Linked DNA regions of Homo sapiens: all the other regions are linked to region 1. A link is a contact called in ENCODE Hi-C or POLR2A ChIA-PET data. All regions are on one chromosome and are shown on one strand. Each heading gives the region's core, a stretch centred on a gene start or an enhancer-like site at or near the end of the contact. The rest is flanking DNA. Distances are from core to core; before and after follow the strand shown.

Evidence for each region. Hi-C counts contacts between places; a loop is a spot of excess contacts on that map. ChIA-PET counts read pairs that join two places held with the same protein, here RNA polymerase II (POLR2A). Pooled maps may share reads with other maps.
Region 2: a loop to region 1 is called in a map of ascending aorta, with 2.2 times the contacts of the local background. The contact joins the promoter of LGALSL here to the enhancer-like site in region 1. A Hi-C loop is called at or near these places in 1 of 168 maps with a recorded cell type or tissue (ascending aorta), 1 of 37 single-sample maps with no recorded cell type and 7 of 50 pooled maps. POLR2A ChIA-PET finds 5 or more read pairs at or near these places in 3 of 52 experiments (OCI-LY7, PC-9 and activated CD4-positive, alpha-beta T cell).
Region 3: a loop to region 1 is called in a pooled map, with 3 times the contacts of the local background. The contact joins two enhancer-like sites. A Hi-C loop is called at or near these places in 1 of 168 maps with a recorded cell type or tissue (PC-9) and 1 of 50 pooled maps. POLR2A ChIA-PET finds 5 or more read pairs at or near these places in 1 of 52 experiments (H1).

The regions. Positions count from the first base shown.
Region 1 is chr2:64,748,727-64,751,426 of GRCh38, reverse strand. No RefSeq gene overlaps it. Among named protein-coding and RNA genes, the nearest start is that of SERTAD2, 96 kb to the right of the region's middle. RefSeq lists silencers at 1-704, 1,036-1,105. Within about 2 kb of position 1,331, at least 36 of the 41 ENCODE cell types and tissues checked have a DNase peak (open chromatin) inside an H3K27ac peak, as active enhancers do; they include OCI-LY7, PC-9 and ascending aorta, where a contact is called at or near this core.
Region 2 is chr2:64,452,827-64,455,526 of GRCh38, reverse strand. LGALSL (galectin like) reads right to left here and starts at 1,365. Exons shown (of 5, transcript NM_014181.3): 1 at 946-1,365; 2 at 112-183. The coding sequence starts at 981. It overlaps LGALSL-DT (LGALSL divergent transcript), which reads left to right and starts at 649. Exons shown (of 3, transcript XR_002959392.2): 1 at 649-1,002. RefSeq lists silencers at 719-1,018, 1,109-1,178, 1,189-1,608.
Region 3 is chr2:64,282,482-64,285,181 of GRCh38, reverse strand. No RefSeq gene overlaps it. Among named protein-coding and RNA genes, the nearest start is that of MIR4433A, 57 kb to the left of the region's middle. Within about 2 kb of position 1,406, at least 11 of the 41 ENCODE cell types and tissues checked have a DNase peak (open chromatin) inside an H3K27ac peak, as active enhancers do.

The DNA.
Region 1 (2,700 bases), core at 82-2,581:
CCCGCTCCTTCCCCTCTGGCCGGCTGCGGAAGCCCTCTCCTCCCCATTGGCCACACGCTCGCGTCCATCACTCCCGCGAGGCGCTCGGATTGGCAGAAGGCGCACTTCTGGAGCGAGGAGGGCCGAGTGACTCCGCGGGTCTCCGGCGCCTCCTCCTTCCCTCCACCCCACACTTGAACGTCCACCCACCTCTCCCCACCCCCCACTCCACTGCCCCCGCCCCGCTCGCGGCAGTGTCCTTAGAAGACTCATTGGGCCAGGGGTGCAGCCAGCCGCTTAACGAGCCGCGCCGCCATAGGTCGAGGCCCACGCCCGTCGGAACGATGGGCCTCACCATTGGGTAGCTCCGCTCCGCTCCGCCCCCTCAGCTCCTCACCCTCTCGTCGCCGCCTCCTAGCTCACCTCTTTCTCGGCCCCCTTACCCCGCCCGTCCCCGCCGCATCACCCCTGTCCAGCTGGGCGGGGATTGCTGTACGACTCTGTAAAGTCTGTGAGTCACTGCACAACCCATCAATCCAATTAAATGTCTTGAGCGAGCCGAGCAGGCGGTGCTGCCGCCCGCCGCCGCTCGCCCCGCCGCGGCCGCCCCTGCTCCTGCTTGCAGCGCCCCTCTGATCCATGGCTGTCTGTCTGTACTTGTTACGGTGTAACATCCTCCTCCTCCTTCTCCTCCTCCTCCTCGGGAGCCGCTGCAACTTCCCCTCAGCCAGCCTCCTCCTCTGCCTGGGGACTGCAAAGGCATGGGATAGACCCAGAGCCGCTTCCCTCTGTCTCCCCTCCAGCCCTCGCTCAATTTTCCCCCCTTTAAATTAAAGTCTGTTCCTCGCTCCTCGTCGTTTTAGAGATTTATTGGTTGGTCTATTATTTCCCCTGATTTTATTTTCCCTCTCTGGGGCAGAGATCGTAGGGGCCGGTGGGTTTATTTTAGGGAGGGGGCGCTCCATCACCCCACCCCTCCGTTTCTCCTTCTCCCTTTTCGGCCGTGACTTGATTTCCCCGCTCCTCTGCGCTCCCACCCCTCGAACTCACCGTCCTGTACTCGAGTGACGCACAGACACCCCCCGCCCACAGCCCAGACGCCCCCTCCCTCGCTGCCACCCCGACCCGTCTCGGAGCTGGACTGGGTGCCGACTTCTTCGCAGAAGGGTGAGTGCTGTGCTGGGTTGGGTGAGGAGGATCTGAAAAAATGTGGTGGCCGGTCCACTGTTGGGGAGGGCAGGGATCAGGTTGTGGGCTGCAGGTTCCCGGTCCGGCGTGGATTTAAGGTGGCGACTCCCTCCTTTCCTCCCTCCCTCGCTCCCGCTTCCTCCGCCCCTCAGCTCCTTATTCACCAGCCTTGCTGTATATCTAGGTATTGCCAGACTTCCACCATCGGGGCATTATAACGCTTATAAAACATTTGGTAATGGCATGCTTTCTGTCTTTAGGATGCTTAGAGAGCAGTGATAGCCACCAATGTGATCTGATAGATTCTATCACCTGCAAAAAGTGTAAAAGGGACGATGGGTACGTTTTCTTCTAATTCAAAGTTAAACTTTTATTCAATAAAGGCAAGGCAGAAAGGTATTTTTAATTTTAATGCGTGGCGATAGGGCAGCGATAAAGCAGAGAAAGACAGATTGTCTAGTGGCATTGCTTAGTGTTTTTATTTGAAAATAGTTTTATGGGTTCCCTATTGAAAAAATATCAAGTCCGTATCAAAGGTTATGAAGTCTTTGAACCTGTTGGGGGAAAGCAAGGTAAGATGGAAATCCAGCTTGACACTTCATCTTTAGCTCACCTCTGTTACAGGGAGGCATTACAACACAGAGTTTTAAATTTCTCAGTCACTGGACACAATGGAGCATGTTAAGGATATGAGAGAAATATGGATTATTTCTCTTTTGATATCCATCTTTTGTGTACTTCATTGCTTGTTCAGCAATGTCATACTACAGAATTTTGTAAAATTTTGATTTGGTTTCTTGGTTGTCCATAGCTCAGAAGTACAAATACCTGTCTATATATGCTTTATGAGGATGTTGCCATATGCATCTTTCATATTTTGTTTGAAATAAAAGTAAAAATTATGAGAAATAGTTGCTCAGAGTTGGCTTCTGAGGTTGCTTTTTAGAATTCAGCTGTTTTAAAATGGTATTACTCTTTTTGAGTCAAGTTCTGGGCTAGTTGTCCACAAGATTCAAATGAGGCCAAACCAAACATGTTTTGAAACATTAAAGTACAGGAAAGGCCTCTTAATAGTTCATTCTCTCCTTCTCTTTCAGAGTAACCAGAATAAGTTGTTACTAAATTTAATTTTAAAGAATAGACTGTTCCTGTACCGAAATCTGCCAAGTTGCTACAGAAATATTTCTTTTTAAAGAGCAGAAATGTGTTTATGATCAGCCCAAAGTAGTAAAGATGAAAAGTGACTTAAATGTAAATGCTGTCTTAAAGAAATGCTTGTCATAAGCCCCAAAACCTTCCAGAGTGTTTCAGGAAGACTTACACAAAACCTTTTTGAATTGTTTAGTAAATTTTATCATGTGACCTTTTTTATGAGTGTAAGACTGAATTATTGAAAGACCTCATAGCACAAGGGAGCCATGCTGCCAGAGTTTGAATCTTACCACCATCCCTCACTGGCTGTGTGACCTTGGGGGACGTTTCTAACCTGGCTTTTGTGGGTTTTGTCCTGTAGATGGAAAGAATGACTTCTCA
Region 2 (2,700 bases), core at 116-2,615, 300 kb after region 1:
GACCCTGAAGGCCTGACCCACTGGAAAATGCAATAAACAAATGAATAAAATTTTAAAAAGCAATGAGAAAGGAGGAAGGTACAGGCAGAGACACAGAGCAAAATCATTTACCAGTCGTGGGAAGTACACGTCCGCTTGAACTGGAGAGCTCAAAGAGTTGTTTAAATGGCCATCATCTAGTTTCTAAAAATAGAAGTACACAGATTGGCTTTCCATGGGCTCTTTTTTGGGGGGCTGGAGGAAGAACCCACACAGATGTGGTGGAATCCAGCAGCCTTCCACATGCACACAGTGTCTGCAGATGATGCCTCTTCACCGTCTCTTAGATAATCTCATCACCCCCGAACAAAACCCATCCTTTCCACCCGGTAGTTAAGCCTCTGAAGATCCGCAGACCCTTCAGATCCAGATCAAAATCAAGGTCGAGGTCCACCGAAGAGCCAGAGCCCCACGCCGGAGGAGGGCAGGCCCCTCTCCAACCGTAAACGCTTCTGGAAGCGCGGTGGGCCAGGCCTGTCCTTCGGGACGTGACTGAAGTGCAGCGGCCGTGCTCAACTTCTCTCGGGAGCCCCGGGCGCCGACCCATTTCCAAGGGGGAATCCCCGGTACGTCGGGGGCGGTGGCGGGGCGCGCGCCCCGGACACACTCACCCACGCGCACACCTGGCTGGCGGTTGCACGGCACAGAGGGGGCTGTCGGGCGTCCCTACCCGCCATCCTCCCCAAACTCCCTCCCCAGCCCAGAGCCCCGCAGCCCGGGAGCCTCTCCAGCCCCTAACACCGGCCGCGCGCAGCCAGCGGCTGCTAACAGGTACCGGGCGCCTTCCCACGCGCCGGGCGCCGGCCGGGCCTGCGGCTGCTCAGCACCCCAGCACTGCTGGAGCAGGCGGCGGCGGAGTGCGGGACGGCGGGGAGGGGCGCCTCGCGCGCGCCCTGCCACACTCACCACCACGGCATCGCTGTCGGCCACTGATCCCGCCATCTTCTTGCCCGGCGCGGCGGGGTACGTGGGACGCGGCGCGCGGGCGGGGATCCCGGGGCTGTCCTGCGCGGGGCGGGGGCGGGGGCGCGGGTCCGAGCTGGCGGCGGGCGCGCGCACACACGAGGGGGCGCGCGCGCGCGCGCCCGGGGCCCGGCGCCGACCTGGCAGGCAGAGCCTGGGAGGAGGGGAGGGGAGGGAGGCAGCGCGAGCTGGGAGGGCGAAGGTGCTTGCCGCGGCCCAGAACGGCCCCGGACCCGGGCCGACGGGGCTGCTTGCTGCCGCTGCCGCTGCCGCTGCCCGACCAAGAAAAGTGGCGAGGGCCGTGCCGCGTCGGCCCTGGGCAGCATTTAAAGGCCTCCGGGGCCCGGCTCGGGAACCGGGAACAGGGCGGGGACCCGGCGGGGCTGCCGCGGCTTGCTCAGCGGGCCCTGCCCCTCGGCCATTGGACGGTGGCGGAGGCCGGGGCGGGAGGGACGGGCCTGTCCGGGTCCGGGAGGGCGGGGGCCCTGTCGGCTCTCACCGGCCAGAGGGTGGGCAGGGCCGGGGCTGGAGAAGTGAGGGCCCGAGCCGGTCAGGTGACAGGTGCTCGTGCCACCCGCGCCCCTCCCTCCAGCCTCCTTCCTCCTGCCACGTCCTGGGCGCTGGTGGGGCGATGGGAGGCGAGGTCGAGGGAAGATTGGGTGCTGGGGGTGGTATTCCAGAGTGGGAGACTTGGCAGGATTTCTTTCAGAGAATTCCAACAAAATCGGGGGAAGGATTCATTCTGCTCTCTAGGGCAGAAAGAGAATGGAAGGTCTGAAGGCTTGCAGAAATAAATGTGTGACCTGAAAGAACGAAGCAGAGAGGACTCAAGGTAGGGACCTTTCTATCCCAGGAGGCTAGATACAGAAAGGTCGCTCTTCCCTGTGGAAGGACAGGCAGGTCTAGGGGTCCCTGGACTCTCTCGAGCAGGAGTCAAAGCCTTACCAAATCAAAGTGGGCGCAGTCACTGTCCTCAGAGAGCCTCCATTGAGCCCTGTTTTTAACAAGTCACTTGCCCAGTCTGGGGTAGTCAGCTTCTCACTGAAAATCTCCTCATACCCTTTGTGGAGTACTTCCCAGGGGATACACACCTCTTTTATTCAAGCCAGAAATTCCTTTATGGCATTTCCACACTAGGACGATTATGTAACTTCTCAGATAAAGCTGTATCAACATATCCTCTATTAGGTGACATCCTTGGCTGAAACATTCCATTGCATGAATCACCGGGGCGTTCTATGCTAATAAGCAGGGAGCATGTGTGACCTACTGCAGTCCCAGAGGGCCCCTCAGAGGCTCCTTTTTTTTTTTTTTTTTTTTTTTTTAAATTGAGACGGAGTCTCCCTCTGTGGCCCAGGCTGGAGTGCAGTGGCGCGATCTCAGCTCACTGCAACCTTCGCCGCCCGGGGAGGCTTCTTTCTTCTAGTCACTGCAATTGGCTGTGTGGCCTAGAACATCAATGTGGCTTTTGTGTCTTAGTTTTCCCTTTATGGACCAGAGCTAATGATGGTAATCTCAGTTGAGCAGGGAGAATTACCTGCACACGCCTGTAAGCCTCACTCATATCCTCTGGAAGTGGTTCTTGAACTAGATAGAGGCTAAAGCGCAGTACGCTTGTGGCTGCAGCACACTTTGTTTACCAGTCTTAGCTCAAAATCACACTTTATTACTTTAAAATGTTAGGCACTTATAGGAAAT
Region 3 (2,700 bases), core at 157-2,656, 470 kb after region 1:
GCAGTCACTCGGAGCTGCAGGCCTGAAAGGTAGTACAAAAAATGAGTTAAACTGCACCCCCATCCCTTTGGTTGCAGATGATGTAGTAGAGAGAAACAGAGGAAGCAGGGGTGGCACCTGCCAACCCTTCCTCCAGGCTCCCACTGAGTTTGCTCGGCTCTGAAGTTGGTCCTGGCTGCCCTCCCGCTGTTCAGCACTCACCCACATGGTCCTTCCTCTCCAACAATGCTGTCAGAAGACTTGCCACTCTGCTCCCAATATGTGCCTGGCCAGGGGCCAGGGACTGGCTGCCGACCCACTGACTACCACTGAGCCAGACCCATGGCTTCCCCTCCTAGAGCTGCAGCTGGCATTTCCTCTCTGCCCCCTGGTCCCTTTGGGCTGCAAAGGAGCCCTCTGGCTCATCTTAATCTAGGCATGGCTGGGGGCTGCTCTTGGGGTAGGCTTTAAAGCCTTCTTTGCTCCATTTTGCAAGTCAACACCCCGCACACCTGCTCTCTCCCTTCCTCTTCTCTCTGTGTTCATCTCTGATTCCTTCTGTTGTTATTTCTCCCCATCCCACCCCTTCAATCCATTGTTCCCATCTACACATAGATATATGTCAGGATCATGCCTCTCTGAGATATCCTCCTTTAACCTCATATACCCTCCTAGCTACTGCCCTAGTTTCTCTCTCCTAACAGTAAAACTTCTTGGAACAATCATCTTCACATATTCTCTCTTATTCCTGCCTTCCATTAATTCCCTTACTCGCTGCAACTTGACTTCTATCTGCACTGCTCCACACAAACTGCTGGAACCAAGGACCTGTGTCCCCGTATTGTAAATCCAGTAGACACTCCAGTCTTTACACGCTTGACTCCTCAACGGAATCAGACACAGCGACACGTGCTCTGTCCTGAAACGCTCCCATCTCCCTCTCCCATGGCATCCCGGACACCCTGTTTCCTTTCTAGCTCCTTCTTAGCTGCTTGCGGCAGTGTCTCTTTTTCTATCTGATCCATAAATGTTGCAATTTATCTGCACTCAGCTCTTCTTCCTGCCTTCTCTTCCTCAGATTTAGGGCCTAAATGATTTCATTACAGAAAAATGAAGTCATTTTTTTCTAACACATTTCAGTGTGGACTGGGATTCATCGCTAAAGGACAGGCAAACATAAATCTTTCATCTCAAACCATGATAAGTGCTTGGAAGGAAAAATTTAAACAGAAAGACTGGGGGAGAGCCTAACTCGGCCTAATTCACACTGGGGTAGGAGTAGGGCGGCCTCCCGAAGGAAGCAACATTGGAGCTGAGACCTGACGGAGGAGGGGAAGTTGCACAGGTGCAGGGTCAGAGGAGAAGCAAAAGCGAAAGCAAATGAAACAAAACAATAAGTGGTAAAGGCTCACACAGATGACACACATATCCCTACCTTCAACCCAGACCTCTTCTCTATGCTGTTGATTACTTATCTACCAACCCTTCCTACCTTCCGAACATTTCCATTCCGGCATCACTCAGGCATCTCAAAAAGTCTGGATTTCCTCACAGGCACTTGTTTTCTCCCCAGACTTCCTCTGCTGTGTAAATGGCTTCATTTTCCCACCAGTTGTTCAAATAGAAACCTGAGAGTTCTTACCAACTCTTCCTTTCCCTCACTCCGCACATCCAACCCAATGGCAAAACCTGTTCCTTCTACCACTAAAATATATCAAGAACCCATCCACTTGCTCCACTGCCCCCAGCCTGGTTTCAGCCACCATCTGCTCTCAACTGGAAGACTGCAATAGCCCTTCAACTGCACTCCTAACCTTTGCTCAGGACACCCCCCAACCCCATGCAAGAATTAATGTGAACTTTAAAGAACAGGAACTGCTTAAAAATTCTGAAACAGCTTCCCATGTCACTTAAATACAAATCCCCTGGCCCGCACTACAGAGTCCTGTGTGATCTGGCCCCTGCCTGTCCTTCCAACCTCACCTGGGCTGCCTTCCCCTTGCTCACTGGATTAAACTCTTATGGCCATCTTTCAGTTCCTCAAAGCCTTCCCTCTCTTGCAGGCTACTTGTCACAATTTAGGTGACTAAGGCCTATATTTTTCTCTAAAGCATTGAGTTCCCATTCTATGGAGTGGTAGAAACGTATCTCAGCCAACTTGGAGTTTCTTTCCTTCTCTGGCGTTCCTCGACAGTTAAGTTGTGCCAGGTCATTAGGCTGGTGAAGGCCTGTCAGTCTTCCGTCACCTGTCCACAAGGGTGTCCAATGAGACATCTTTTATTCTCATAATTGTAGGTCATTGAGGCACATAGATCACCACTCAGATGAGTTCCTGGTGTCTGTGCCCCTTCACAAATGGTGGGCAATCTCCTTGCGGCTTTCATGTCTCACTTGGGAGCCAGGACTCTGCCTGGCTGTGTAAGAACAGTTTGTTCAGACCCACTGCACAGCTATTTCCCAACCCCACTCCCCACTGGACCTCAGGACAGATGACATCTCTGGTCTCCTCCTGTCCCCTCTACCTCTCCTTCCACAGGCCTGGGGGATATTTTCTAGTCCAGGGGAGACCCTGCTCTCCTCAATCCCCACATCCCCCAAATATTTTGGCTATGACTGGAGTCCTATACAGTTCCCAGGGGGCTTTTAGCCTTTTAGGGACCAGAGCTAGGAAGATTCATTTCTTTCTGTTACATCAACCTTAAAGCAATGGGCACCGAGTGC